Linked DNA regions of Mus musculus: region 1 is linked to region 2. The links are chromatin loops, found by intact Hi-C in ENCODE. Cell type or tissue: left cerebral cortex. All regions are shown on one strand. Links, peaks and the distances in the headings refer to the core of each region. The heading gives the core; the rest is flanking DNA. Region 1 has its middle 200 kb from the start of Gm30225. Region 2 has its middle 50 kb from the start of Kynu.

What was found. Peaks named below come from ENCODE experiments on the same cell type or tissue, not always from the same donor. Only the 100,000 strongest peaks of a DNase experiment are listed, where the experiment ranks them.
Region 1: a loop joins it to region 2, with 4 times the contacts of the local background. A loop is called at or near these places in 2 of 42 quality-filtered maps.

Annotation. Positions count from the first base shown.
Region 1 is chr2:43,315,853-43,332,213 of GRCm38, forward strand. No RefSeq gene overlaps it. Among named protein-coding and RNA genes, the nearest start is that of Gm30225, 200 kb to the left of the region's middle. In left cerebral cortex, for the core only: no CTCF peak of the experiment used is centred there; DNase peaks (open chromatin) are centred at 6,871 and 8,193; H3K27ac peaks cover 852 bases.
Region 2 is chr2:43,497,318-43,513,678 of GRCm38, forward strand. No RefSeq gene overlaps it. Among named protein-coding and RNA genes, the nearest start is that of Kynu, 50 kb to the right of the region's middle. In left cerebral cortex, for the core only: no CTCF peak of the experiment used is centred there; a DNase peak (open chromatin) is centred at 9,071.

The DNA.
Region 1 (16,361 bases), core at 2,772-10,771, 180 kb before region 2:
CCATTGGTTGTGTAGCCTTTATATGCCTCAGTACAGGTGGGAGTGGGTGTGGGAGGGTGTTGGGACTTTTGGGATAGCATTGGAAATGTAAATGAAATAAATACCCAATAATAAAAAATATAATAAAATAATCTTATGAGAAAACTTTATTGTTAATACAAGATGACAAACTTATAGTTAACTTCAGTCAAATTCACAAAGATCTATGTAAATTCCAGCCTATGCTATAACTGGCTGGTAATTATATACACTAAGAACTAAGTAAAATTCTTAGTGGGGCCAAAGAAGTGATCTATTATGGCATAGTCTAGTTTATCTCTTTCATGCGCTCAATATCCAATATTGTTGTAGTGGGATCTTGGCCTCAGTGGTAGGTGTGCTATATCAGTTCATTATATTAATCAATAATAATCTGCAGATGCTGATTTGGCATGCACATAAAATTCAGAGTCACAAGCTTGTGATAGCTCCAATTACACATTACAATCAGTTTTGCTCTGAGACAAATTCCTTAACTGTCTCCTGCATACCTCTGCAGTTCTCAGAGGTGTTCCTCCCAGCTGTGTCTCTGTGGTGGAGCATCAGGCCCTTCCTGCTCCTTCATACCTACAGAAGACAGAAAACTTCTCCCTGTGTGATTACAACGAGGACACCTTTCGAAAATACTGGTGTTATAACATCAGTACAACTCTATCAACTTATGCTATTCTGAGTTATCCATTTTGTTTTGATCCCAACGCAGCATGAATAGGTTAAGGCTCTTTGGTTTGCAAGCAACAAGAACTCATCCAGCCTGGTTTAAGTAAAAACAAGAAATCCCCCAAACCTCCAGGGTAGATAGGGAGGTCAGCCTTTTAGGTGAAGGAACTAAAAGCTAGCCAGGCATTAAAAGGAAGCTCTTCTGTCACCCCTACAGGTATCTCCATTCATCTCCCCCTTCTTGCTCTGCCTTCTCTTTCTCCTTCGTACTTTCTAGCAGAGAATCTTTCAAATGTAACACATGCTGAGTATTTTAAAACCCAGTCTTTGCCTGAAGTCTTTCTCCATTCTACTTTTCATTGGAGGAAATACATACAATTTCCTTTTTTGTTTGCAAGCTTCAGTTCAAAAAAGAAGCTGAATTAAGTGGTATTTCTGAATCTCTTTCAAAATCCCTGCACTATCCAGGTGTCTAAAGTAATTCCAAACAGCAAAGTCCGGGAAAATGAAAACACCCAGAACAATCAGTTTTTAGGACTCCCACCGAGAGCTTTGCACACACTCTGAAAGTTCTTATTACGGTATCTAAAATAAGACAGAAAAAAAAAAGTGCGATTTGGGGGATACAACCAAAAATAAATAAATATATCTGAGACATGACGAAAATACATGAAAAAAACTAGTTTCTGGGAATTGCTAAACTATGTACATATTACGCTAACTCAGTTTTCAGACTTTGAATGTGTTCATGGAGAGGTTTATGCCTTCTCCAGGGTCAGGTGTTGGGGACAACATAGCTACGGAATTTATTGAAATACAGGGCTACTGTACCAGACTGATAATCCTACAGTTTCTTTAGACAACATGTATGCAAAGGTAGTTCAGGAACAGGAAGGAGTTATCTCTCCTAAAGACATATATACTCAGCACAGGGCATGTAGCAAGACATTTATGTCATATATAAATGCCCAAGCATTAATCAGGCAAAGACAAGTGCTACCAATGTGCTATGAATAGTCAAAAGCATTAAATTCCTTGTGGAACACTAGATCTTATCCTAGTCTTTAGAAGAAATAGACATATTAATTCAGGCAGGGAATGCCCAGAAGGCCTTGATTCTACACAAAGAACTACAGGCAACTAAGGAATACTAAAAGAGAGAGATACAGTCTTCCCCAGAGAAGATCACATCAGTTGGTTTTCCAATTCCAATCAATGTGCAGCCCTGAAAACATACAGAATAGTAATATTATACAGACCGAGCAGATGGTACTTACGTGTTTAGGACTATATATGTATATGCATATAAAAATATACAGCAAGTAATGAATAAAATCATGAATTTGAAAGAGTGAAGAGGAGTATATGGGAGGATTTGGAGGGTGAAAAGGGAAAGTAGAAGTGATGTAATTATAATGTCAAAAATAAGGGAATTTAAATAAAGAATTTTATGGAGCATGCAGAAAGGGAGGATGGTTGAGGCAAAAGAGGATCAGAATCATAATGGTTCAAACTAAGGATCACTTGGAAACTGAATAAGACAAACTAATCACTGAAAGGATTAGCATCGGCTCAGGACCTCCAAGACCAACTGCTCAGCACAAGGGACATTTATTTGTCTCAGAAGGACTGGGGGCAGATAACAAGAGACAAAGGCAAGAGATAGAGGAAGAGGGAGAAGGGGAAGGGAAAAAGGAGAGAGGGAAGGGATGTTTGACACAGGGAAGGACAAGGGATAGATAGATAGGAGACAGGCGTGTCTGTCATATAGGAAAATGGAAGTTAATAAAGATAAAAAAGGAAACCCCCTTGTTAAGGTTAGGTGTTTAGTTTTAATTTGGCTTGTTAATTTGGTGAACCAAAGGGGAATTTTGATTGCTGAACTTCAATATTTTGATAGTTGGATCTTAGTGGTCAGTCTCAGGAGGAGGAAGTGGCCAAATAAGGGAATAGTCCTGGTGACTAGGTTTTGGAATGCAATCTATCAGTTCTTAGCAAGGCAGAGGAAATAGGGGGAATTGCAAGGCTGCCCAGTGTCACATGCTCTGGTGGGCTAGTGACCCTTCAAGTGACAACCAGAACGGAGGTCAGTACAGCAAGCCTATTGTCAGAGATAATATACTGATTACAGAAGACTGCTTTTTAAGCAGTGAGAAAGAATGAGTTTTTCATATCAAACTAATTCGATAACTGCTTTTGACTTCCATGTGCTATAGCCGGATACATAAAGTGTTCCAAACATTATTGCAATTATTAACAACAGAAGTCTGAAAGTGAATAAATATTTTCATAATGAAAAATGGATACATAACAACATTGGTTCTGTTTTTATATGCCTTTCTCCTAGAATCCTGACATGATGACCAGGGAGCAAAGAAGAAACAGACAGTAAAAACTAATATGGACCGCCTGGAGACATGTCTCAGTAATTAAGAGCACTAACTGTTCTTGTACAGTTCCTGAGTTCAATTCCCAACAACCACACTGTGGCTCAAAACCATCCATAATGTGATCTGATGCTCTCTACTGGCATGCAGGGATACATGCAGATAGAGCACTCATACATTAAATAAATAAATAAATAAATCTTTTCAAAAAAAGGAAAAAAGAAATCTTGAGACACCCAGATTCAAAAAGGCTTGTATCATGTGGGCCTAGTGCTCTCTGATTGTGCCACACCAATTACCACAACAATCTGGGCTCTCAGGGCATCTATACAGCACTGTAGGAGGGGCTCTCCAGTGTCTGTGAGAGGTCTGTGTCGGTCAGCAGTGTTGGGGAGGAGAAGCTGCGGTTGTGGTTTGCATGCACAGTGCTCGATCATTTGCACTCAGACCTCCAAGGAAGGCTTTGTCTTCTCTAACCTCACCTGGGGAAGGTGTGCCACTCACGTGGGTCCTTTATGTGGCTCTGCCCATGTCAACAACACTCATTCACTTGGACCTTCACTCACAGATGAACTAATCTTAAAAAAGTAGATAAAGTATCTAATGCATTCCTATGTAAGCACACACACACACACACACACACACACACACACACAAAACAACTAACTAACCAACCAACCAACCAACCAACCAAAAACACCCAAACAGCAACAAACAAAAGAAAAACTTAATTTTTCCAGAGGGAAGAAAAGACATGCTATATGTTCAATGAGCTCTCCGGGAAAGAAAAGAAGAGCAACAGAAGGCAGTGCAGGCTGATATCTGCACAAGCTGTGAAGCAGCCCGCTCTCTAAGATGAGTGTGTCAGCCTCAGCTGTACCTGTTGAGACTAATGGTGGCTGATTATTTTGAAAAACAAATAATGGTTATCCCTACAAAAGTGTTTATTCAAATAAAGCTACTTGTTTGTTTAGTTTTTTGTTTTGTTTTGTTTTGGGTGGATTTTTTTTTGGGGGGGGTTGTTTGGTTTGTTTTGAGGTTTTTTTGTTTGTTTGTTTGCTTGTTTGGTTGGTTGGTTTTTTGAGACAGGGTTTCTCTGTTTAGCCCTGGCTGTCCTGGAACTCACTCTATAGACCAGGCTGGCCTCTAACTCAGGAATCCGCCTGCCTCTGCCATCCCAAGTGCTGGGATTAAAGGCGTGCACCACCACTGCCCGGCTAGCTACCTTGTTTTTATGGCCAGGTCATTCCTGATAAGCAATGGGATTAATGGAGCAAGAGAATGGGTTTCACGTGTTTTACCTGTACCTGATGTAGCAATTATGAAACAGTTACCCCTACGTCACTGACAAATGCAGGGTGGTCAACTGAGTGAGGAGCTGAGCTTGGATGTGAGGGAATCCACTTCCAAACTCTGCACTCTGTAACCATAGGCAATATTTAATTGCCTTTTCTACTATGTGGAAAAAAAATCACCCAAGTAGGAAGATTATTACATAAAAAAACTAACTTGATCAACACAGCACAGAGAGATACCAAATGACTCAAAGAGAGCAAGAGAGTTTCACCTGCAGCATTTTGAACAGCCAAGTACCATGACTGGGGGACAGTGAGCCGGCACTGGTACACATCTATGATCCACAGAAGAAAGGGAGGGAATCCTTTCATTATTCATTGCATTGGCCTTGCAGCTTGGAGAATACTCTAGTTAATCCTGTCTGCTGCTTTAAAGGAAAACTTTTGGGACCTAGACATTTAATATTTTATATTTGTGAAAAATGTTACATGGAAATAGAATAAAATGTAATGTATTTAGTCCTATATGTGAGTGCTGAAGCTATGTGTTAAAAGTATACAGAATGTAGATTAACAGAAAGAAAAAAAAAAAAACAACTCCTTCATGGTTATGGAAATTGAGCAATCTTTTATCTCCAAGAAGGCATGCGTTGACTGTCTTTGAAGTAGTAAGATCCATAGTCATCTTCAAGCAAAAGCAAAATGAGTGTTTTTACCAATATTATTGAACTTCTTATGTTTTGGGGGATTTTAAAGCTAAAGCCCCTAGGATTCTGTCCTATGAGGAGTATGCTGATATAAAGAATGGTCCCTAGCTTTAAGAAAGATGCTGTATAAGTTAACTTTAAAGATGAGAAGATCTGTATAACAAGCTGTCAAGCGGCAGCACACTTAGGATACACTGTGCACTGAATCAAATACCCTGTCACTTGAATAGCTCTGTCTATAGGTAGAAAGGACAACATTAAATGATCATTGGTTCTAGACTTGGAGCACTGTGTTAACAAGTGTGAGAGATATGTATTATGAAGATTTTACACTTACTAAAAGCATAAATTGTATTTCAACTGAATTATAAAAGATACTTTCAAAAATTGAATTGAAGCAATCAAAAGCTTTTATACTTAGGAAAAATTTATAAATATTCATATTGTTACTAAGTGTTACTAAACACAAGTGGTACATTGTATACTTTGTGGGGGCTCTCAGAGACTGATCCATCAACCAAAGAGTATGCAAGGGCTGGATCTAGGTCCCCCTACACATTTGTCGCAGATGTACAGCTTGGTCTTCCAGTGTGTCCCCAAACAATTGGAATGGAAGCCATCTCTGTATCTGTTGCCTGCCTTTGGATCCCCTTTCTATAGAGGGATGGTTAGTGTGACCTTATCAGGTAGAGGATACACTTAGTCTTACTGTGACTGATGTCCCAGGGCCAGCTGGTACCTAAGGGGATTTCACCTTCACTGAGGAGAAAGGGAGGGGATGGATAGTGGGGGAGGAATTTGTAAAGGTGGGACTGGGAAAAGAGGAGAGAGGCAGTGACCAGGATGTAATGTGAACAAATAAATTAATGGGGAATAAAAAGGAAACAAATAAGGAGAACTCTTCAACTGCAGGCTCTCAATATATACCTCTTGTTCATGCACTTTCTTCTCCCATTTTATCTGTAGCCTGAGATTAAACATTTTCTCAACAGCCTGACTAGATGCACTTTTCCAGCTGAAATCATTTCTGCCTTACACAGAGAAAACGTACATAAAGCTGTTTCTTACTGATGGAGCTTAATTATCTTCCAAAAGATTTTAATGGAATGCATTTAAATATGTTCAGATTTGTTACAATATAGAAAGGAAGAAAAGAACCTGCTAACCTAGACCAACTTATAAAGAATATTGTCAAATATCTCAAAAAGTAAATGAAGTTAAGGAAAAGTGAACTACAAGAATGGTCACTAATGGGTTTGGCTCTCTTGTCTCAGTTCTCCACTCAGAATCTCTTTCTCTCCAGACAGTTGGACTTGTCATTGTTTCCCTGTAACTGAAGACCAATTATTTTTCTGATTTCATTCTAGCTCTACAATGATGTCAATATCCTATCACTCTGCAAAAATGAACATAGGTTATTTTATTACAGCTGCAGAAGGAAGCCTCAGGTACCCACTGGTTTACTTCATCCATTTTCACAAAGTATGCTCGAAGAAGCACATTGAATTAATCTACATTTGAATCACAGAAATGGTTACAGTGGAAAAATATGTTTAAAGTTGCCGAAATCAAAATCAGATGTCATGTTTGATGTTCTTATTCCTGTACCACTAGGTAAAACTTGAGAAAAGTGGAAAAACCAGCACAGAGTCATCTTCGTCTGTCACGTGATCGTTACTTGTCTCAGGTGCTGACTACCTGCTATGTGTGGGAATACATAGAAAATTCAACCCTTATGGTTTCTTCTTTGTGTACAATATTCCCAGACTCTTGGCAAGCTTAACAAATGGTATGACTATTTCCTCATTGCAGGAAGGAGAAAATAGGCTCCCAGCATCTACAACATGGCTGTAACCACACAAAGAGTAGGAAAGGGAATGGATTTTATTTTAGATCTGTTAGTTAAAGTTCTAGGATTGAACCACCCTCAAGGATTTTTGTTTGTTTTCCTTTGTGTTACCAAATGTTCTGGTTCATCCACATTCAACTATCGGAGCTTTTCTTACCACTATATAAGGTAGATCTGAAAAACATACTTCTTTCTCTGTTTCTTGTCACCCTAGTCCTGAGAGCACGTGGTTTTATATGTAGGTCTGAAAAATACTACCTGGTTTTTTTTTTTTTTTCACTAATTTCAAAATTGTCCTTAGGGAAATGTAGTGGCAAATTTCCTATTACAGAATAACACCCACAAGTACAAATGTTGAGGTCAACAATGCTTTAGAGTCAGAAAAGAAGCTGCATGCCAACAGTCAGTGTCTATAATATCTGTCAAGGGATAAAGCAGACACATTTTAAGGATAAAGATGGGAAATAATTTAGATTTAGTTTCAAGAGCAGGACAAAGACAACCGAAAGTATGCACATTAGAACTGGTTTAATTTACACCATTGATATACAGTAATAAAATCTTGAAAAGGGTCTGTAGACATAAACACTTGATTCTCAGTCATAAGCAAAAGAAAAACCATATATTAAAAGAGTGCTTTTAGTGATTTGTTCTGACTCCAACAAATGGCAAGCACTCAACTCTGTAGAAATATTTTTATGAACACTGTAACATTTTATTTTTCAATCAACTATGAAAGTTTTTATACTGGAAATAATTCACTATTTCTGTAATGTAACAAACAAATTGTTTTGTATATGGACTCCTATATATCAATACATACAAGAAATATACCTAATGAGATTACAGAATGAATTGAGTTTTAAAAATTATTATTCAGAGGAAAAAATATTAGCCATGAGTTTAAAATCATATGCATAAACACAGAAGCTAATTTTGCTTTTTAAAATATGTACATTTCTACACCATACTGAGCAACTATAAATCAGCCCAAGTAAACACGGTTTTCTTTCAATCAGCACATAAATTATAAAATAATCAGTGTCATCTTTATTTTCTATATTTGGTAACACCAAGATGCTCCAGTCTCTTGAGTATATTATGTTAGCACCAAATCTTTTTGGAAAGAAATCTATTGACAGCCTCCTCATTCCTCAGCCTACCATCTGTTTCATTTTGGTCCTGAGTCATAAAGAAGAAGCTTACAAAAAAAAATCAACACCCAGATCAAGCTAACCCAATGCCTGATTCCAACTGACTTCTGAAAATACTCAGCCTTTTGGGATCTTTCCCATGATGTAGGAAGAAAATATAATATGATCCAGGGAGCTATGTAAAGGAAGCCCAGTCACCATTGGGAGCAGTTACAGATGGCCCTGGATTCCAGTGAGGGAAAGCTAAGCATCCGCACAACTGAAACACACTGCAAAGTGTATTACTGCTAAGCGCAATTAGAGAGAGAGAAAAAAAAAAAACATGTCCGGGGACATATATGTTCTCCCAAATCATCCCAATCATTTGACAGCAGATGTATAATGCAAACCAAATTTCCCCTAATAAATATATCAATCATTAAAAGATGCTGGCATATTTAACTGTGAGTTAGCTACACCCAATGCACTAGCCTTCATGACTACCTAACTGTTCCCCACACCCAACTTTTTCTAACATCTTCACTCACTAAAGATGTCATTTATTTGCATATGTTCAATGGTTATGAGCACAGGACATACAACATGAACAGTTGTTTCTCATATGGATGGATAGTTATCTTTGGTTCATTCAGTAAGCAACATGTTAATTGAGAACTTCCATGCACTCTTCCTCTAAGAAGATTAAGATATTACTTTGCAAGGTTTGGCGACTTCTGCCCGATTTAAGGAATATAACTTCCAAGAGTATATGGTTTTCTTCAAACTAACGAAAAATTCTTCAACAATATTATTTGTTGTATTCAGTGCAATCTAGTGTCTTTAGCCACTCAGACTTGATACCTGTGCTGATGTTCAAAAGCACGCACTACACTTGTGAGTTATTAGACTGGAAATGCTTTGTTTATAGCCACAGCCTGTGCAGCTTAAGCTTTCTCTACATTGGAAGCTCTTGGAGAACAGAAACCAGCTTGATGCATTTTCTCTTTTTATCTTTGAACCAACCTAACACTATATATCTGTCCTTCAACCACCCCAAGTCTGTATTAAATCAGTATTCTTAGTGTCATTTTCTGTGTGGACCGCAATGTACTGCACAAAGCATGTGTGGATTTATTAGAAATATTTTCTAAGTGCCTCATTTTGTACATAAGATGATAATAATTGTTGTACAAAGAATTTGTGATTCTCTCTACTCCCAACTGGTTAGAGAACTTCGCAGTCATCCAAAGTCACTTGAGAATCACTGTACCTTTCTTTCTGACATTCAATGTAGGCATCATTGATTTTTTTTCATAATTTCTTAAGCCAGAACACTGTAGTACTTAAGTGACAGAATGCAAGTGGAACTGTCAATATGAACTTGTAATAGTTTTTAAAAAGTTTTATGAAGAATGTGAGTTTGTATATTTATGTATTGCTTAAATTATGTACTTATTTAAATGAACATGACTCTTTCTCTCTTTTTCTTTTTTCTTTTGAGAGAGATTCTCTTTAAATTGCTCTGGCTAGGGTAGGGTGGGAGTAGGTGGGTGGGGGAACACCCTCACAGAAGCAAGGAGAGAGGAATGGACTAGGAGGTTTCTGGGGGGGGGGGCGGTGAGGAAAGGGGATAACATTTGAAATGTAAATAAAGAAAATATCCAATAAAAAAATAGCTCTGGCTATCTGCAACTCGTTATGTAGAACTGTCTAGGCTTGAACTCACAGAGATTTGCCTGACTCTGCCTCCCAAGTGTTATGATTAAAGGCATATGTTACCATACCAGACTTCTTTTTAATTTTATTAAAATATATGTATGTCTGGTATTTCCATTAAAATACAATTATCTGATATTAATATAATAAATACATTTATGGAAACATAATACCTATTTTTATATATTATTCTAATAAGTTAGATGAAAATACAATGGTCCAATCAATAATGACCAGAGCCTGAGAAGCAGGTGGGTTATACTGTTCAGGAAAGATTAAGGTAAGATCTCATCCCCAGAAAGGAATAACACTTACTAATTCACTGCATCATTGTCAAAGGTATCTGAAAGCCAGATAAAAATTCTTCTATAAGTAAAAAGTGCAAAAGACATGTACACCTAAAAAGATGGGAAGTAGAAAAAAGAGAGATGGTTTCCTTGTTTCACTAAATATTTAATTATTAACTAACTCTTTCTTGTCTTTTTAATTTATTTTTTTAATTTTTTTGTTTTTTATATCCCAAGTCCTGCCCCCTTTCCCTGCCCCCATCACAGAGTCCCTCCTCCCATCCCTCTCCCCACCCCTTTTTTTTCCTGAGAGGGTGGAGCCCTGTCTGGGTAACTCCCTACCCTGACACACCAAGTCTCTGTAAGGTTAGGTACATCTTCTCCCACTGAGGCCAGACAAGGCAGGTCTGTTGGAGAATGGATTCCATAGACAGGCAACAACTTTAGGGAAAGAACTAGAAAAGAACTATAATGAATCAAATCTACACTGACTCAAGTTTCCAATTATTAGAAATAGAATAAATCAAGATCTTAGCATGGTCAATTAAATTTAAAGCACAGACAGAAACTAGCCTGATGCTACAGACTTAGCTACATGAATAACCTCGCCAGAAACAAAATACGTATTACACAGATCCATTCATATACCCAAGGATTCAGATTCTGTTGAAGTTTACAGTCAGGCTCTAAGAGCCAGAGGTCTGCAAGGACGCAGAGCCTCACCAGGCCCTGCAACAAATGCGATTTTATTTGCTGTTTTATGAAACTTGAAAAACTAGATGTGTTCAAAAGAACTTAACAGGATTCTAAGATGTTACTGGATTCTCAGAACTTTTGTGTAGACGAATACAAAAGAAGCATATCTTTACTTTAGACCACTTAATGGGAGATATGGGAGGGTAAATTTAAAATGAGAGTTGTGCAAAATTGTTTCACAATGGTGCTGTTAATCTGGCCAACTGCTCATGGCTGGAGAAGTAACAGAACATAGGGTTCTGCAAAACTATTCTGTACAGACTGATACTCTAAAGCAGCTTGCCAATTTCCTAGCATCTAGGAGAGAATCTACCACTGCTGTTCTCCGTACCAGCCTGATTCTGTAGACCTGAACACCTTCCCATAGCTGGAGAGTTCAGAGAACCTAGGGGAGAATCTACCACTGGCTTTTTTCATACCAGCCTGATGCTACACACTTAGCTAACTGCACTAAGTTACAGGGATCATAGATTCCAGAGAAGACTCTACCAAGTCATTTTCTTAAACTAATATAAAGTCTAACTTCATTCTAAATGTCCATCCTTATACCCACAAGTAAAGGTATCTATGACCTTTGATTACACAACTTTCTTTCTTTTTTCATTATTTTGTTTATTTACATTCCAAAAGTTGGCCCCCTCCTGGTCCCCTATCTTAGAGTTCTTCTCCCTATTCACCTTCTCCTTCCCCTCTGGGACAGTGCCTCTCCTCCTTCCCTGGTTGTCCTACTTTCTTGAAGCATCAAGTCTCTACTAGATAAGGGGCATCCTCTCCCACTGAGGCCAGACAAGGTAGTCCTCTGCTACATATGTGCTGAGAGTGTTAGACCAGCCCTTGTATACTTTTTGGTTGATGGCTTAATCTCTGGGTGCTCCCAGGGATCCAGGTTAGTTGACACAGTTACAGTTTCTATGGGGTTACCATCCCTGTCAACTCCTTTAATCCTTCCCCTGTCTCTTCCATAGGGGTCACCAATCTCAGTCCAATGCTTGGCTGTGAGTATCTGCATCTGTCTCAGTCAGCTGCTGATAGAGCCTCTCAGAAGACAGCCATGCTCCTGTCTGTAAGCACAACATAGTACCAATAATAGTGTCAGGGTTTGGTGCCTGCCCATGGGATGGACCCAAAGTTGGGCAAGTCCCTGGTTAGCCATTGATCAGTCTCTATTTTTGTCCCTGCATTTCTTTTAGACAGGAGTAATTTGGGGTTATCATTTTTCAAAGATTGTTTAATGTCCTATAATTCCATGGGGACCCTGTCTAGGTCACCCACATTGAGACCTGGACACAGGTTTTGTTGGGTTTTTTTGTTTGTTTGTTTGTTTGTTTGTTTTGTTTTGTCTTTCTTTTTTTTTTCCTTTTTTAATTAAACTTTTTAATTTTTATTAGATATTTTCTTCATTTACATTTCAAATGCTATCCCAAAAGTCCTCTAAACCCTCCCCTTGCCCTGCTCCCCTACCCACTCACTCCCACTTCTTGGCCCTGGTATTCCCCTTTACTGGAGCATATAAAGTTTGCAAGACCAAAGGACCTCTCTTCCCAATGATGGCCGACTAGGCTATCTTCTGCTACATATGCAGCTAGAGACACAAGCTCTGGGGGCACTGGTTAGTTCATATTGTTGTTCCACCTATCGGGTTGCAGACCCCTTCAGCTCCTTCAGAAAGAGACCTTTACAGAGATCTGCAACCAGTCAAAATTCAGAAAACAAGTAACTATGGAGAATCTAACCCAGACTTATCTATCTACACTCTAGCCCCTACACTTGCAGTTCAGAGGAAAATCTCAAAAGAGAGGATGGAAAGATGTTAAGAACCAGAGAACAGGACATTTTCTGGGAGATAATGTCCCTAGACAGGAAATTGTACTTATGAAATTTTAAAAACATAGTTACTGAAACAAGAAATACGATACAGTTGACATGTAAATATACATGGGGAAAATTTCACAAACCCCAACTGATTAGGAGTTACCTGCAATCAATGGATGCTAAGGGTAGAATTATTGGTCTTCTCCAGGGATGAGACCCCTGGGTTATCCAAACCCAATTAGTCATCCCAAAATATACATGCATGTGTGAGCAGTAGCATGAAATCAACTCAGCAGTTTACATATACATATGTAAATACAGATATGAATCAATATTATTTATATTATATCTATATATTATATTATTTATATTAATTTATAGTTAACATAAAGACATCACTAATTCAACAGGAAGTGTGAGAATGTAGAAGTTGGAGGGGGGAGAGGTAACGTAGAAATAGTATAATTATAATTTCATGTATGAAATTATCAATAAAAATTTCAAAACAAGAGTGTCTTTAGTTTATGAATGCTTTTCATTTTTAGAAATATAAGAAAAGATCATGAGTGTTCTAGCATGTTCAAAAATGAAAAATCAAATAAAGATAAGATTTATTCTTGGGTAGAATCATGACAACTGCCATTTTTGATGAGTTTAAATCATGAAAAGATGTGGCTCACTAGCTTGAAAAAGAATGATACAGAGGAAGAGAGGAAGAGAAAGGTAGAAAGAGGTAGGGAAGAACATGCTGTTTCATGGGTTTCAAAAATATCATTACAAATCCTTCTTTTCCTGTGTGTTCTAGCAAGTTTCTTGTCAGCATGACACACTATAAAAATCATCTGAGAGGAGAGAATTTCAATTGAGAAAATGTATAAGGTTGGGTTGGAGATAAGTCTGTAGTGTAGGGAAATTTCTTAATTATTGATTGATGGGGAGGGCCTAGACTCTTACACGCGTTCGCGACAGGCCAGGAAAGACGCAACAAACCGGAATCTTCTGCGGCAAAAGCTTTATTGCTTACATCTTCAGGAGCCAGAGAGCAAGAGAGCAAGAGCAAGAGAGCAAGAGCAAGAGAGAGAATGGCGAAACCCCGTCCCTTTTTAAGGAGAATTATCCTCCGCCTAGGTCGTGTCGCTCCTTGATTGGCTGCAGCCCATCGGCCGAGTTGTCGTCACGGGGAAGGCAGAGCACATGGAGTGGAGAACTACCCTTGGCACATGCGCAGATTATTTGTTTACCACTTAGAACACAGGATGTCAGCGCCATCTTGTAACAACGAATGTGAGGGCGGCTCCCTACATAGACCTTTATGGGTGGTGCTATTCCTGGGCTGATAGTCCTGGGATCTATAAGAAAGCAGGCTGAGCAAGCTACAGGGAGCGAGAATGTCAGCAGCACCCTGCCCTGTTTGAGTTACTGTCCTGACTTCCCTGATGGACTATGATGTGGAAGAGTAAGCCAAATAAACCCTTTCCTCCCCAGCTAGTTTTTGTTCATGGTACTTTATCACAGCAATAGAAACCCTGATTAGAACACTGCATAATTTTATTTTTAAAATTTCTTTCAGTTCAGAAGAAAAGAAAAATAAAACAGTAAGGAAGAGAAATTAAAAAACACTTTGAAAAATATCATTAATAATTACATCTCTCCCCGTATTCTTGAATTCTTTAAACCCCCAGTTTTATTCAACAACTCTAAAGCACATTTTTCTATCCACGTAAAAATCCATTAATGAATGGTGTAGAGACTCAGAAGTCAGAGCTGAGTAAGATAACTGGGCCCATGAGTGGCTTAGTCAAACCAGAGCTCGCTCAGTAACGCACATCACCTTATGCACAGTAAGAATAGGAATGTGTAACTCACAATTCTATATTCCAGTGTATACTTCACAGGTACTATTGATTTAGATAGTGTGTGCATACACACACACACACACACACACACACACACACACACACACACACAAATGCTTATTGTATTTCTCAACTCAACATATCTGAAGTGCATAAGAAAACTGGGTAAACCCAAACCTTCATATTTAGACTCTGTGAGAGATTATATGTGAGAATAGCAAAAAAATAAAATAAAATAAAGGGGACTCCTGAAATCTGAGGAAATGTCTGAACTTTTTATAAGCTTATACACATTTTATAAGTCAAATACTTTTCTTGCCAGTTGCCACTAGTTTTTTTTTCTTTCTCTCTCTCTCGCTTTCATTACAACTACAAAAAAAAAAAAAAAAAAAAGAAAGAAAGAAAAGCAAAACCATGGCAGCTTCATCTGGATGCAAAAAAGATGCATCTGGGTCATTAAATAATTTATGCTGCTTGCAAAGTCTCACACTCTTCTGAACTCTGTGGGAAGAGGTGCAATTCTCTGCCAAGGCATCTTACATTAGTCTTGACTCTCTCGAGTCAGTGTTCTAAGTGGCCTCAGCCTATCTCTCCATCTATAAAACAAAAGCAAACAAATCCTATTTCCCTTGCTTAGAGATGCTTTCACAAGTAACAGGAGAATTCAGTGTAGCCTGAGAAGGTTACAACTTCATAGCAGTACCGGCTGGAGCAATGAATTACCACCTAGTCAACAACTTAAATGTCTGAATCTACTCCTAAGATAATATTCTGAGAAGAAATTGGAAAGATGACTGTTAGTAAAGTACCTGCTGTGGAAGCTGAAGGCCCTGAGTCCAGACCTCCATCCAGCTTCTACAAAAACCTAAGCATTGGGGGCATAGTCTGCTACCCCTACTTTAGTGATATTAAAGATCCCTAGAGATCATTGCCTAGGCAGCCCAACCAAACAAGTGAGCACCATGTTTAGTGGGAAATTGTGTTCTGAAATCTAAGGCACAAAGCAATAAAGGAAAGTATCTGACACCAAGCTCTGCCCTCCATATGCATGTGCGTGTATGTACATATGTGAGCTGTACATGTGAGCACTCACCCACGTGAACATCTGTGTACCTCACCACAGGCACACAAACACAAATGCACAATCCACAACACACATTATTCTGAACATTTACTGTGATAAGAATTGTCTCTTGCCAGTCTAGGAAAAAAAAAAAAAAAAAAGGATAACTAGAACAGTGAGAAAAAAAATATTTTCATTCAGTCAATAAATATCTTTGTATGGATATGTGATAAATGTGATATGTGATAAACGTATGCACTTTGGGTGGTTGTGTACCTGTGAATGCCTGTGGATAGAAACTCGTGTGTACATACATGTGGAGACCACAGATAAAGCTCGATGTTATACTCAGTTACTGTGTACCTTATTTTTTGAGACAGGTCTCTCACAGAAGCCGAAGCTTACCTATTAACCAGTCTAACTAGCCAAGCACGTCCATTCATCCTCCTGTGTGCCTCCTGCAAAACAAGGTTTACAAATACATGCCCAGGATTTCTGTCATGGATCCTGATGAATTGAACAGGTATCCACAATCCTGTGGGACAACACTCTATTTACACACCTCCAGCCTTACTCACCAAATAATTTTAGCACCAGACAACATACTGCCTTGAATGAACTGAGCGCAGCTACCTCACCCTGATGAAAATTAAATGTAATGATGAGGCAAAAATGCATATAATAAAAAGTGGTATCACTTTAGTTTTAGAAAACGCCCTCCTAAGAAACAAAAAATAAACTGATTCTTAGGAAGTTGATTGTGTGGATCAGTAGTCTGCATTAGGACAAGGCTGTATTCTC
Region 2 (16,361 bases), core at 5,021-13,020:
CACAGCATGAGGAATTGAATTAACAGTTGCAGCATTAGGAAGGCTGAGAACTACTGTTAGTTGGACATTCTAGAATTTTTATCATGAAGCAACTTAGAAGTTGTCAATTCTTTTTCTAGATCTATTGAGATGATCAAGTACTTTTTTTCTTTGGGTCTATTTATGTGTTTTACAATATTTATTGGCTTACATGTATTGAGCCATCCCTGCCTCTCCTAAATAAAGCAGATTCAATTATAGATAATTATTTTAATATATTTCTGTGTTCATTTTGCTAGTACTTTATTGAGTATTTAAAAATCTATGTACTCAAGGGATACTATAGGTTTAATTTTTGTTGTGTTTTTACCTGGTTTTGTTACTAGAGTGATACTGGCTTCATAGAATGTGTCTTGAAGTGCTCCTTCTGATAATATTTTTTCAAAAGTTTAAGAAGTATTGCCTCTGGATCTTCCTTGAAAGTGTGGTAGAATTCTTTTATGAATCTAACTGGGTCCAGACTGTTTTTATTTATATAATTCCCTTGTTTTGTTATGGGTCAGTGTAAGTTGTTGAATTCTTGGTTTAATTTTGGTAGTGCTATATAAGCAATATCAGTTAATGTAGGTCTTTTCTTTTGGTTAGTTAGGACCAGGATCTCTTTGTCCTGTTTATCCTCTCATAGAACCATCTCTCAGATTCATTGATTCTTTGCACTTTGCTTGTTTCTATTTTTATTAATTCTACTCTGCTTTTTATTACTTTTTGCCATCTGCTACATTTGAGTTTGGTTTGTTCTTGTTTTTCCAGATTTTTGAAGTTGTAACATTAAGTCATTTACTGTGCTCTGAATTTTTAATGAAGATATGTAGAACTATAAATTCCCCTCATAGGACTACTTACAATGTGTCCTACAGATTTTCAGTGCTATGTTTTTATTTTCATTTAGTTCCATGAACATTTTTATTTCTTTCTTGTTCCTTCTTTGACCCATTTATCATTTGGTAATGCATGGTCCCTGAGTTTGTGTATGTACCAGATATCTGCTGCTGATTTTAAATTTTGTTACATCATGGTCAGATTGGATACATAGAATTAGGTCTATTTTTCTGAATTTGCTGGATTTCTTTGTGTCTACATATATGTGACATATATGTGTTTTTTAAAAGCCTTTGTGTGAAACGCTGACACCATTGCATATGCCAGTAAGATTTTGCTGAAAGGACCCTCATATAGCTGTCTCTTGTGAGACTATGCCGGGGCCTAGCAAACACAGAAAGAAGTGGATGCTCACAGTCAGCTATTGGATGGATCACTGGGCCCCGAGTGGAGGAGCTGCAGGAAGTACCCAGGGAGCTGGGGGGAACTGCAACCCTATAGGTGGAACAACAATATGAACTAACCATAACCCCCCCCCCCACCCCCAGAGCTAATGTCTGTAGCTGTATATGTATCAGAACATGGCCTAGTCGGCCATCAGTGGAAAGAGAGGCCCATTGGTCGTGCAGACTTTATATGCCTCAGTACAGGGAAACGCCAAGGCCAATAGGTGGGAGTGGATAGGTGGGGGAGTGGGTGTGGGAGACTTTTGGGATAGCATTGGAAATGTAAATGAAATAAACACCTAATAATAATTTTAAAAAAAAAGAAAAAAATAAATGAACCAAAAGAGGAAAGAAAAGCCTTTGTGTTCTTCTTAGTAAAATGTGTACTCTCTGTTGTTCAGGCTGATTATTTTGTACCCACTTATTATGTCCTTTTGATGTCTAGTGACATTTAATTTTGATGTTTCTTTGGTAATTTTTTTGTCCAGAGGACCTCTCAATTGGAGAACGTAGGATATTGAAATCACTTACTCTTATTGGGTTGATATGGACTTGTGTCTTCAATTTTAGTGGTATACTTTTTTACAAAGTAGGGTGCACCAAATTTTGGTGCCCATAAGTTTAGGATACTAATGTCTCCTTGGTTAACTGTAGTTTTCATTGCAATGAAGTCTCATTCTTTGTGTCTTCATATTTTTAAATTGAACTCTATTTTTTCTGATATTAGGATAATGATAAAAAATATGGGATATAAATATAGAATAATGTCTGTCTCCTGGCCCATTTTATTTGAATACTATAACCATTCATTCACATTATAGTGTACCTATCTTTAAAGTTAAGGTGTGTATCTAATAGAAAATACATAATTGTATAGAAATTTCCTATAATTTGAAGATTGGTCATTTTATAGTGTTTCACATTTCCTGTCTTTTTTCCCCTGTGGACTTTTAATATTTTTTTTGCTCATTTTGTTTAGATGCTCTACTTTATCTTGAGTCCTGATAGACAAAATATCTGACACATCTTCTGGTGGCAGCCACTTAGAGCAAATAAGAAGGAAGCGTTTGCTTTTTACTTACTTACCTCTCTCTCTCTCTCTCTCTCTCTCTCTCTCTCTCTCTCTCTCTCTCTCTCTCTCTCTCTTTCTCTCATTCTATCACTGGTGTAAGAAGCTACTTCTTTGGGATTCCAATGTACATTAAAGACCAACTGACACATTTGGTCTTGTGGATTGGCCAACTATTGGATTATTAACTGTTTCATTAAAAGGCATCCATTTTGAACAAACCTGGCCATACTCTTAAGCTAATTTGATATATATATATATATATATATATATATATATATATATATATATATATATATATATATATCAGTGTTAGAAGTGAGATATCTTCTTTTTTCCATTTTTTATTAGGTATTTAGCTCATTTACATTTCCAACGCTATACCAAAAGTCCCTCATACCCACCCACCCCCACTCCCCTACCCACCCACTCCCCCTTTTTGGCCCTGGCGTTCCCCTGTACTGGGGCATATAAAGTTTGCATGTCCAATGGGCCTCTCTTTCCAGTGATGGCCGACTAGGCCATCTTTTGATACATATGCAGCTAGAGTCAAGAGCTCTGGGGTACTGGTTAGTTCATATTGTTGTTCCACCTATAGGGTTGCAGATCCCTTTAGCTCCTTGGGTACTTTCTCTAGCTCCTCCATTGGGAGCCCTGTGATCCATCCATTAGCTGACTGTGAGCATCCACTTCTGTGTTTGCTAGGCCCCGGCATAGTCTCACAAGAGACAACTACATCTGGGTCCTTTCAATAAAATCTTGCTAGTGTATGCAATGGTGTCAGCATTTGGATTCTGATTATGGGGTGGATCCCTGGATATGGCAGTCTCTACATGGTCCATCCTTTCATCTCAGCTCCAAACTTTATCTTTGTAACTCCTTCCATGGGTGTTTTGTTCCCGAATTCTAAGGAGGGGCATAGTGTCCACACTTCAGTCTTCATTTTTCTTGAGTTTCATGTGTTTACCAAATTGTATCTTATATCTTGGGTATCCTAGGTTTGGGGCTAATATCCACTTATCAGTGAGTACATATTGTGTGAGTTCCTTTGTGAATGTGTTACCTCACTCAGGATGATGCCCTCCAGGTCCATCCATTTGCCTAGGAATTTCATAAATTCATTCTTTTTAATAGCTGAGTAGTACTCCATTGTGTAGATGTACCACATTTTCTGTATCCATTCCTCTGTTGAGGGGCATCTGGGTTCTTTCCAGCTTCTGGCTATTATAAATAAGGCTGCTATGAACATAGTGGAGCATGTGTCCTTCTTACCAGTTGGGGCATCTTCTGGATATATGCCCAGGAGAGGTATTGCTGTATCCTCCGGTAGTACTATGTCCAATTTTCTGAGGAACCGCCAGACTGATTTCCAGAGTGGTTGTACAAGCCTGCACTCCCACCAACAATGGAGGAGTGTTCCTCTTTCTCCACATCCTCGCCAGCATCTGCTGTCACCTGCATTTTTGATCTTAGCCATTCTGACTGGTGTGAGGTGGAATCTCAAGGTTGTTTTGATTTGCATTTCCCTGATGATTAAGGATGTTGAACAATGGTGCTTCTCTGCCATTCGGTATTCCTCAGGTGAGAATTCTTTGTTCAGTTCTGAGCCCCATTTTTTAATGGGGTTATTTGATTTTCTAAAGTCCACCTTCTTGAGTTCTTTATATATGTTGGATATTAGTCCCCTATCTGATTTAGGATAGGTAAAGATCCTTTCCCAATCTGTTGGTGGTCTTTTTGTCTTATTGACGGTGTCTTTTGCCTTGCAGAAACTTTGGAGTTTCATGAGGTCCCATTTGTCAATTCTCGATCTTACAGTACAAGCCATTGCTGTTCTGTTCAGGAATTTTTCCCCTGTGCGCATATCTTCAAGGCTTTTCCCCACTTTCTCCTCTATAAGTTTCAGTGTCTCTGGTTTTATGTGAAGTTCCTTGATCCACTTAGATTTGACCTTAGTACAAGGAGATAGGTATGGATCGATTCGCATTCTTCTACACGATAACAACCAGTTGTGCCAGCACCAATTGTTGAAAATGCTATCTTTCTTGCACTGGATGGTTTTAGCTCCCTTGTCGAAGATCAAGTGACCATAGGTGTGTGGGTTCATTTCTGGGTCTTCAATTCTATTCCATTGGTCTACTTGTCTGTTTCTATACCAGTACCATGCAGTTTTTATCACAATTGCTCTGTAGTAAAGCTTTAGGTCTGGCATGGTGATTCCACCAGAAGTTCTTTTATCCTTGAGAAGACTTTTTGCTATCCTAGGTTTTTTGTTATTCCAGACGAATTTGCAAATTGCTCCTTCCAATTCGTTGAAGAATTGAGTTGGAATTTTGATGGGGATTGCATTGAATCTGTAGATTGCTTTTGGCAAGATAGCCATTTTTACAATGTTGATCCTGCCAATCCATGAGCATGGGAGATCTTTCCATCTTCTGAGATCTTCTTGAATTTCTTTCTTCAGAGATTTGAAGATTTATCATACAGATCTTTCACTTCCTTAGTTAGAGTCACGCCAAGATATTTTATATTATTTGTGACTATTGAGAAGGGTGTTGTTTCCCTAATTTCTTTCTCAGCCTGTTTATTCTTTGTATAGAGAAAGGCCATTGACTTGTTTGAGTTTATTTTATATCCAGCTACTTCACCGAAGCTGTTTATCAGGTTTAGGAGTTCTCTGGTAGAATTTTTAGGGTCACTTATATATACTATCATATCATCTGCAAAAAGTGATATTTTGACTTCCTCTTTTCCAATTTGTATCCCCTTGATCTCCTTTTGTTGTCAAATTGCTCTGGCTAATACTTCAAGTACTATGTTGAAAAGGTAGGGAGAAAGTGGGCAGCCTTGTCTAGTCTCTGATTATAGTGGGATTACTTCCAGCTTCTCTCCATTTACTTTGATGTTGGCTACTGGTTTGCTGTAGATTGCTTTTATCATGTTTAGGTATGGGCCTTGAATTCCTGATCTTTCCAAAACTTTTATCATGAATGGGTGTTGGATCTTGTCAAATGCTTTTTCTGCGTCTAATGAGATGATCATGTGGTTTTTGTCTTTCAGTTTGTTTATATAATGGATTACATTGATGGATTTTTGTATATTAAACCCTCCCTGCATCCCTGGAATAAAACCTACTTGGTCAGGATGGATGATTGCTTTAATGTGTTCTTGGATTCGGATAGCGAGAATTTTATTGAGGATTTTTGCATCGATATTCATAAGAGAAATTGGTGAAGTTCTCTATCTTTGTTGGGTCTTTCTGTGGTCTAGGTATCAGAGTAATGGTGGCTTCATAAAATGAGTTGGGTAGAGTACCTTCTACTTCTATTTTGTGAAATAGTTTGTGCAGAACTGGAATTAGATCTTCTTTGAAGGTCTGATAGAACTCTGCACTAAACCAGTCTGGTCCTGGGCTTTTTTTTTTTTTTGGCTGGGAGACTATTAATAACTGCTTCTATTTCTTTAGGTGATATGGGACTGTTTAGATGGTCAACTTGATCCTGATTCAACTTTGGTACCTGGTATCTGTCCAGAAATTTGTCCATTTCGTCCAGGTTTTCCAGTTTTGTTGAGTATAGCCTTTTGTAGAAGGATCTGATGGTGTTTTGGATTTCTTCAGGATCTGTTGTTATGTCTCCCTTTTCATTTCTGATTTTGTTAATTAGGATTTTGTCCCTGTGCCCTTTAGTGAGTCTAGCTAAGGGTTTATCTATCTTGTTGATTTTCTCAAAGAACTAACTCCTCCTTTGGTTAATTCTTTGAATAGTTCTTGTTTCCACTTGGTTGATTTCACCCCTGAGTTTGATTATTTCCTGCCGTCTACTCCTCTTGGGTGAATTTGCTTCCTTTCTTTCTAGGGCTTTTAGATGTGTTGTCAAGCTGCTAGTATGTGCTCTCTCCCATTTCTTCTTGGAGGCACTCATAGCTATGAGTTTCCCTCTTAGAAATGCTTTCATTGTGTCCCATAGGTTTGGGTACGTTGTGGCTTCATTTTCATTAAACTCTAAAAAGTCTTTAATTTCTTTCTTTATTCCTTCCTTGACCAAGGTATCATTGAGAAGAGTGTTATTCAGTTTCCACGTGAATGTTGGCTTTCCATTATTTATGTTGTTATTGAAGATCAGTCTTAGGCCATGGTGGTCTGATAAGATACATGGGACAATTTCAATATTTTTGTATCTGTTGAGGCCTGTTTTGTGACCAATTATATGGTCAATTTTGGAGAAGGTCCCGTGAGGTGCTGAGAAGAAGGTATATCCTTTTGTTTTAGGATAAAATGTTCTGTAGATATCTGTCAGGTCCATTTGTTTCATAACTTCTGTTAGTTTCACTGTGTCCCTGTTTAGTTTCTGTTTCCACGATCTGTCCATTGAAGAAAGTGGTGTGTTGAAGTCTCCCACTATTATTGTGTGAGGTGCAATGTGTGCTTTGAGCTTTACTAAAGTGTCTTTAATGAATGTGGCTGCCCTTGCATTTGGTGCGTAGATATTCAGAATTGAGAGTTCCTCTTGGAGGATTTTACCTTTGATGAGTATGAAATGTCCCTCCTTGTCTTTTTTGATAACTTTGGGTTGGAAGTCGATTTTATCCGATATTAAAATGGCTACTCCAGCTTGTTTCTTCAGTCCATTTGCTTGGAAAATTGTTTTCCAGCCTTTCACTCTGAGGTAGTGTCTGTCTTTTTCCCTGAGATGGGTTTCCTGTAAGCAGCAGAATGTTGGGTCCTGTTTGTGTAGCCAGTCTGTTAGTCTATGTCTTTTTATTGGGGAATTGAGTCCATTGATATTAAGAGATATTAAGGAAAAGTAATTGTTGCTTCCTTTTATTTTTGTTGTTAGAGTTGGCATTCTGTTCTTGTGGCTGTCTTCTTTTTGGTTTGTTGAGTGATTACTTTCTTGCTTGTTCTAGGGCGTGATTTCAGTCCTTGTATTGCTTCTTTTCTTTTATTATCCTTTGAAGGGCTGGATTCATGGAAAGATATTGTGTGAATTTGGTTTTGTCGTGGAATACTTTGGTTTCTCCATCTATGGTAATTGAGAGTTTGGCCGGGTATAGTAGCCTGGGCTGGCATTTGTGTTCTCTTAGTGTCTGTATAACATCTGTCCAGGCTCTTCTGGCTTTCTAGTCTCTGGTGAAAAGTCTGGTGTAATTCTGATAGGCCTTCCTTTATATGTTACTTGACCTTTCTCCCTTACTGCTTTTAACATTCTATCTTTATTTAGTGCATTTGTTGTTCTGATTATTATGTGTCGGGAGGAATTTCTTTTCTGGTCCAGTCTATTTGGAGTTCTGTAGGCTTCTTGTATGATCATGGGCATCTCTTTCTTTATGTTTGGGAAGTTTTCTTCTATTATTTTGTTGAAGATATTAGCTGGCCCTTTAAGTTGAAAATCTTCATTCTCATCAATTCCTATTATCCGTAGGTTTGGTCTTCTCATTGTGTCCTGGATTACCTGGATGTTTTGAGTTAAGATCCTTTTGCATTTTGTATTTTCTTTGACTGTTGTGTCGATGTTCTCTATGGAATCTTCTGCACCTGAGATTCTCTCTTCCATTTCTTGTATTCTGCTGCTGATGCTTGCATCTATGGTTCCAGATCTCTTTCCTAGGGTTTCTATTTCCAGCGTTGCCTCGCTTTAGGTTTTCTTTATTGTGTCTACTTCCCTTTTTAGTTCTAGTATGGTTTTGTTCATTTCCATTACCTGTTTGGATGTGTTTTCCTGTTTTTCTTAAATGATTTCTACCTGTTTGGCTGTGTTTTCCTGCTTTTCTTTAAGGGCCTGTAACTCTTTAGCCGTGCTCTCCTGTAATTCTTTAAGTGACTTATGAAAGTCCTTCTTGATGTCCTCTATCATCATCATGAGAAATGTTTTTAAATCTGTGTCTAGATTTTCGGTTGTGTTGGGGTGCCCAGGACTAGGTGGGGTGGGAGTGCTGCGTTCTGATGATGGTGAGTGGTCTTGATTTCTGTTAGTATGATTCTTACGTTTGCCTTTCGCCATCTGGTAATCTCTGAAGCTTGCTGTTTTAGTTGTCACTGTTAAGAGCTTGTTCTTCAGGTGACTCTGTTAGCCTCTATAAGCAGACCTGGAGGGTAGCACTCTCCTTAGTTTCAGTGGGCAGAGTATTCTCTGCAGGCAAGCTCTCTTCTTGCAGGGAAGGTACCCAGATATCTGGCGTTCAAACCAGACTCCTGGCAGAAGTTGTGTTCCACTCACTAGAGGTCTTAGGATCCCGTGTGGAATCATGTGTGGGCCCTTGCAGGTGTCAGGCGACTCAGCTGGCAAGGTAGCCCGGGGCTCGAGTGGAGCGGAAGGGGCTTGTGCCCCAGATCAGGCCCGGGTAGCCTGCTTCCCTATGTACGGCAGTCTCAGGTTCCACACGATTGGATTGGGGCAGGCGCTGTGTTCCACTCACCAGAGGTCTTAGATCCCGTGGGGAGTCCTGTGTGGGCCCTTGCGGGTGTTGGGCAAGACTCCGCTGGCAAGGTAGCCCGGGGCTCAAGTGGAGCGGAAGGGGTTTGTGCCGTGAGATATCTTCTTATGAGGTATTTTTCACAGGATCTAAAAGTCCCCCAAAATAATCCAGGCTTTTGTTCTTTTTCTTGACTGTACACCAGATCTAGAAAAAGACTATTTCTGAAGACACCACATGCCTTCAGTGCATGATATAGACAGTCAAGCTGGAACTGAACCAGAAGCTTGCTCATTGCTGGCTAGCTTTCATAGTCCCAGAAGGTAGTATAAATACTGCTGACAGAGAAAAGACATCAAGAATCATACCTAGCAGCTGGGCAGTAGTGGCTCATCCCTTTAATTCCAGCACTTGGGAGGCAGAGGCAGGTGGATTTCTGAGTTTGAGGCCAGCCTGGTCTACAGAGTAAGTTCCAGGACAGCCAGGGCTATACAGAGAAATGCTGCCTCAAAAAAAAAAAAAATAATAATAATAATAATACCAAGCTCTGAACCCTATGAACAAAACCAACTCTGCCAGGTAAGATGTGCTCACTTGGCTGTAGGTATGGGTTAAGAGAACATACTGTTACAGATCTGGGTTCAATTCCCAGCACCTACCTGGTGAATTACAACTACCTGTGACTCCAATTCTAGGGACATAACACTCTTTTCTGGTATCCAAGGACACCAAACAGAGTGTACAGTGTGCAGATACACATTAAATAGATAAATCTAAGAATACATATTCATGTGCACAAATCTGTCACATCGAAACATCTAACATGACTGCAGGAGCAGATCTGACAGAAGTGATGGAGAATGAAGAAAAGACAAATATAGACAGAAAGGTATGATTAGTGGACTGGGATGTTAGTGGAAAAACTCAATGTAGAAGCTCCGCATATTTATTACATATAGAGTTGAACAGAGAGGTGAGGGTTTTTCATAGAGCTGTACAAGACACAAGTTATTGTTCACAAATATTAAATGGGGGAAGGTTCAGGATACACAACTGGATCAGGGAACAGATTCAACTAATTAGCAGTCTGTGTTGGTGAGCAGTTTTCAGACTTCAAAATTTCTTGAAGAGAAAACTGTGGTGGACATCTACTGCACACACTATTGAAATTCACAGATGGGTCAGTAGGACAGGCTTTGCCATTTCCATTTGAGTCCTACTGTCAGGGTAAAGGCTTTTCCTTCATTGCATGCATCTAAGGGTCTGAGATGGTTGGCATAGCTAGCTCATGTCAACATACATACTCACTCAAGTCCTGCTTCACTGTGGGCTTCCCCTGCTTCCTCCATGGTACTATTATAGAGGTATCCAACTACTCTCTGACAGGGTTTGAGACCCACTACAAAGGAGGGAATTTGTGATTGATACTGGAAACCTGGTAAAAGCCCATGGCCACGAAGATCACTGACTCTACAGGGAAATTAAATATCACTTCATATTTTTATTAAGTTGACATAGCATTAAGTGGTCCTCTAATATTTGTTCATACCATTTGTCAAACATTACTCTCAGCTTTAATCAGAGAAGCCACCTTTCAGATGAATAATGGTGAATGAAGAGATCTATGGTTATACAAAGTGCTAAGAATTGTTGATTGATATGTGCTTCATAAATAAGACATTTAAACCAATCCCTTTAAGGCTTGGGAACATTGCTATAAAGGAAATGGGGAGAAGGTAAAAGCCAGAAGATAAGGAAGGAGGCTATGAAACACCACCTTTGGGGCAAGACATAGCCATTTCAGTCAGGAACTCATAGCTAGAGATGATTTCACTGAGACTGCACAAGAATAAGATCTCTAAAAGCCAAGCATGTATTGAAAGTGATCCTGCAACTCTACTCTCACCACTAGTGTGTGTACTACTGATAGATTTGAGGGAAAGGGGAAGTATTGCCTTTTGTTGGGTATCCACAGATGACCCCACTACCCTCAATAGAAAATTCCAATCTTGTGGTCACACAGATGTCTCTGGTTAGACCAAAAGAACAACAAAACAAAATCAAATGTCATGAATCTGGTAAATGAACTGGTCAAGAGACTACTGATAGAGATAGGAGAGACATAAAAGAGAGTACAGGGAAGAGCAATCAAAATATGTGAAACACACACACAAACTCTCAAATAATGTAATTGTTACAGAATTTAAGCAAAAACATAAGAATTACAATGTATTTTTCATCCTAAACCTGTGCTGATTCTGTGTCCATTAATCTAGATTCAAATTCCAGTTGTGCTACTAAGCTATAAAATTTTGGATAAATTACTTTAATTATCTTAATACTAATTCTCTTCTCTATAGAATCTAATACCCAATGTTTTGCTCATAGATGTGCCATATGGATTACAATTTAAAGAGATATATGTCAAGTCTGCAACACAATGCATGGGCCATTAGAGGCATCTACCCTTGGTTTGTCATTTACCTTCACTTCTTTGTTACCTAGTAATTTAAACCAAGCCCAAAACAGATGTTATTAACACACATCTTGAGGTTACAGAAAGGATAAGATGAAAGCAAGAAAATTGTTAGAAATATCACAGTAGAAGCAGACTCCACTACACCCACTTCCTATGTGATGATTCAGGTAAAACTGATACAACTATTTCTCTAACCAGCATTTTCTATTCTGTTCAATTCATTACTGCAGGAGTACTGCAGGAGCCTTTCACAGCAAAATCATTTTCATCTAAGAACAAATATTTGTAAAATGTCAACTACTTTCATACCTTAAAACCATCATTTCCACTACAAAGTAACGTACTAGGGATAAAAAAAAATGTTATTGGAATGGAGAAAACACAGAGATTAATAGAAGTTTTACAGATAATGCACATTGGACTACAAGAAAAAATATGTTTGTCATCTACAAATAGAGCTTGATATGTGGAAAAAATTGTAATGCAGTTATGTATCAAGCTTTTGAGTCCTTTGGTTTTCAATATCTTTAAAGACTATGAATATTAATTATTTGCAGAAAAATTCTTCAAAACCTCAATTTTAAAAAGTCAAGTAAAATATAGACAAATGATTTCCCAATATGTAGACTATGTTAATACTTAACAATATTCTTATTTAATATGTGGTAATATTATTATCAGTAAATATTATTAACAATAGTATTTGCAGTCCTTGTGGAAATGCAAAAAAAATTCAGTAAGAAATAATTTTACTAGAACGACTAAAGTCACCTCCTCTAAGACTCAGATAACGTTACATAAGAGAGAACAGGAAATGTGTAAGGTCCAGAAGGCACTGTGTAAAGGTAAAAAATTCTACTTTCTAGACTTGATAAAATTATGATAATCATGAATAAATAAAACTGTGGCCACCAGAACTGGACCTATACAACATTGATCCTAACAGCAATTAGACAAGGAAGGGGACTTGGCTCATAGTGATGTGGCCCTTAACTTTGAACTATTAGCCAATGATAGATTCTGGGAATGTGGAACGATTGCCCCCATTTGCATATTCTCTCCTGAGAGCACAAGACTCCAAAAGAGAGCTTCATACCCATGCTAACACAGGATAATGTCAGTGAGTCACAAAACAGACATAGACATGAAAGATATATGTGGAGGGGAATTGTAGTATATGGGGTAGCAGGGAGGTAGGAGGTGGGAGAATTTGATATGCATTGTTTATGCATCCAATTGTATAAAAATTAATTAATAAGAAAAAACTAAACTAAAAAATCAAACAAGAAAGATTGGTAGTGCCTTGGGTTGGTAAATATATAGATGTGCTAAGAACATATGTATGGTTAGTATGATCCTTTAGAAAACTGGTGACATGCTATGAATATAAAATTACCTACTTTGGCATGAAGCAAATTCACTGATAGGCAGTGATAGCCAACTACACAGATGCAAAATGAAGCTTGTAACTGTCTCCCAAATTCTATAACACTGTTCGTTATACTTTCTATTATACTGAAAACTTGAAGCAGATCAACATGTGAATGAATGAAAAACAGAGAGGGATTTTTGATGGAAAATTAGCCAATAAGACAAATACACTATCAACAATGTGCACAACTGGCTGGATGAATCATAGAAAAAGTAGGCTGTGTAAAAGAAGCCAGCTATTCAAATCTCATGCATATAAAGTTACGGGAAAAGGAAAACAAGTAAATGGAAGTAAAATCAATGGGTTCTGGGCATGCAGAGAGAGTACACAGACACATGAGGAAGCATTATGAGTAAGAGATATGCTCCTGGCTATTCTGAACACCCAGAACTCTTAGAATATTTTGTGCAATATTTTATGCTTTAAAAATGGTTAATTTTAAATCAACATGAATGTGCTTTTGAATAATATAAATATTCCAACTAGTGTATTTTGGAAAGTCAATAGACTTCCAGTAGGAGGTTGAGTCTCATGTAGTCTCATGTAGCCTTAACAGGGTAAAGATAGCAACCCCATGGATTCTTCAGATAACTTGCTTCTGAAGTTATACACATGTTCAGGCTCCAGTCCATCCATCTTTGAATTAAAATTGTACCATTGTCACTTATGTGGATCTTTTAGATTTGGGATTTGCCATTGTATGCAATTATGGGAGCAAATACCTTATAACATCTAGATATGTGCTTATGTATCTGTAAATATCTATCTATACATCTACCTACCTTCCTATCCGTCCACACCCAGAAACAGAAAAAGCAGAGATAATATGCATGCATTCCATTGACTGTGCTTCTCTGTAAAATGTGATTAATATATAATTTAAATTATTAATTTAATATATTAATTTAGTAATTTAATTAAATATTAATTTAATAAGAATAATGGCCTATGAAATGAATTTCCAAGAATTTTTTTTTAAGTCTTGAAAGGCAATCCTTTCAAATCAATAGGTTCCATTCCAAGTAAATTTTCAGAGTAAAATCTTCAAAGATTGCCAAAGATCTTGATTTTTCTTGATGAAACTTGAATGTTTTTACTATAAGGAAAATGGACTTGAGAACCTCATACGGCTGATTCCAACCTCAATCCCTTCGGCATGGGCTTCAGAACTGCCCTCCACTGCGCACATCTTCTAGGAAGCCATTTACGTTTGTCTGCACATTTGACTGTCACAGCATTGACTGCACTCCAGTTATGGGGTGCTATTTAGATCCTAATCAATTTGAAGTCTCAGCTGGAAGCTCTAGGAACGCCACAATGCCTCTCCAACTTGGCAGGATATGATACCAACATCTACCTTCCCAACATTGAGTTCTTAAGACCTGTACATGTGTGTCTTTTTCTTACACTTTCTAGTGCATTCTTGACACTGGAGTGCAAAGTGTTAGCTCACCTGGGGAAAGGGACAACAGGCAGTTTTAATCCGAGTTCAGTCACCTCAGGGTTGACAGAAATTTACAGCCAGATGCTATTTGTACTCTCTGCAGTTCCTTCTTTGAGGTTTTCCTCCTTAAGCCGCATCCATTTTCCAAGTATTAAAATCAAAATTGCCTATTTTGTTTTTGTGGAAACTGAAAACTAGAAAATACCATCAAAGGAAAAAACTGAAACTTATAAATAGTGCCATGGTTTCTCTTCCACAAAAGAGAACCTAGAAGACTCCTTCTGCCTCGGTTGCTGCCACGCCTCTTCTACCAGTTATTTGAATAATCTATAATTTAACAATCTTTTTCACAGGTGTCATGCAGAGCAACCATTAAAAACAAATCATATCAAATCATCCAACAATAAGCACCTTTAACAGCTTCCACAGACTGATCAAATTTCAGACACCCCAGTGACCTGGAAGAGTGTTAAAGCTCCCTGTGACCTACATTCCCATGGCTCACCAACACCCACTGCCCCATTATTTTCACCAAAACCTAGTTACATGCCCCTCCTTTGAGATGTTCAAGCATAAGCCCTTTTCTTCTTTCTGACACTAGGTTCACTGCCCATTCCCTTTCCGTTCTTTTGTTGGCCCAGTCACCCATCCTTCCTGACCATATTATGTAATTTGACACTATTTTGTTATGTATTATTTGTTTTGCTTTGCTTCCAATATGAATCAAGATGTAATAAGTTGCAAAGTCATACACAAAGATTTGACACAAATAAATGACAATGCATAAGCTGTGGCTATGCAGAGAAGGAGGGAGGGCAGTGTTAACAGCTGCAAAATCAATGCAGCCACAGAAAACAGAATATTAGAAGTGGAGAAATGACAAAAACATGGACCTTGTTTTCCTTTTTTCTTTTCTTTTCTTTTTGTTGTTTTGTTTTGTTTTGTTTTGTTTTGTTTTGTTTTGTTTTGTTTTGTTTCTGAGACAGAGTTTCTCTGTGTAACCCTAGATATCCTGGAACTCACTCTGTAGACCAGGCTGGCCTCAAACTCAGAAATCTGCCTGCCTCTGCCTCCCGAGTGCTGGGATTTAAAGGCATGAGCCACCACTGCCCAGCGACCTTGTTTTTCAATGTTTCTGATAATTAAATAAATGCATTGTCATGAAATGGCCCACAGGATTTTGACCTTGATTTTACACTCACCAACATATTTCAATTGAGTTACCAGTGCAATAAACATGCACTGTCAATATCCTGATTCATAGCTACATTTGACACTCACATGGCTAAAGCATTTACAGTAGCTTTGACTACTAAGTCTTAGGTACTCTTGACTATTTAAGAGAGATTCTAGGCCTTTTAATCATCTTTAGCTCAGTAGATAATCAGATATCAGAATGTTAGATTTAAAGAATGCATACGTTCATAAGGCTTAATATTTTGATTTTCTAAGTATTGTAAAACGTAAACTTAAAACTTCTGACTAACGAGTGTCGTAGGAGAATGGCATGTTCTGTTCTCACCTGTGCAGACTACAGTGATTGTCTTTCGCTGTTTCGTTGCTATCTTACTGGCCTTAATTGCAAGGAAATTGAACATCCTTTCTCCATATACAAAATGTGTTTCAAGATTTAGAGATATTTGTGTATCTCAACCTCTTTTCTAATTATAGATACATTATGTTACTAGAATTTCTCCTCTGGAGATAGTCTTTCTTTAAATACTTCTCTACCTGTGATAACAAAGAGACAATTAAAAAGCCTGAAGTAATTATATTTTACTAATACTTAGAGCAAATTCGTTTTGGGCCTTGTGATTACTTTTATGGCTTTTTTTTTAATGTATATTATATCCATCACTAACTTTTACTTGAGACTTACTTAGCAACAATATGAAAACATTTAATTATACTATATAACATCACAATTTACATACAGACCTTAATATGCTTAAAGGCACATATGCTTTTTAAAACTACTAAATGTTTTACTTTCTATTCATAAAATGGCACAGTGTTAAATTATTATTTGAAACGATGTTTAGAAAGAGATCACCTATGAAGCAAAGGTCAGTTTTCAGGAGGCAGGAATAAACATGAGGAGAAATGCTGTCTGTAGGAGGATGAGTGAGGATTTCAAAGCTTTGTTCTGCCCTGTTATAATTCATCCTGCATTCCACTGAGAACACAGAAATCTGTCACTAAATATTCATTGATCAGTT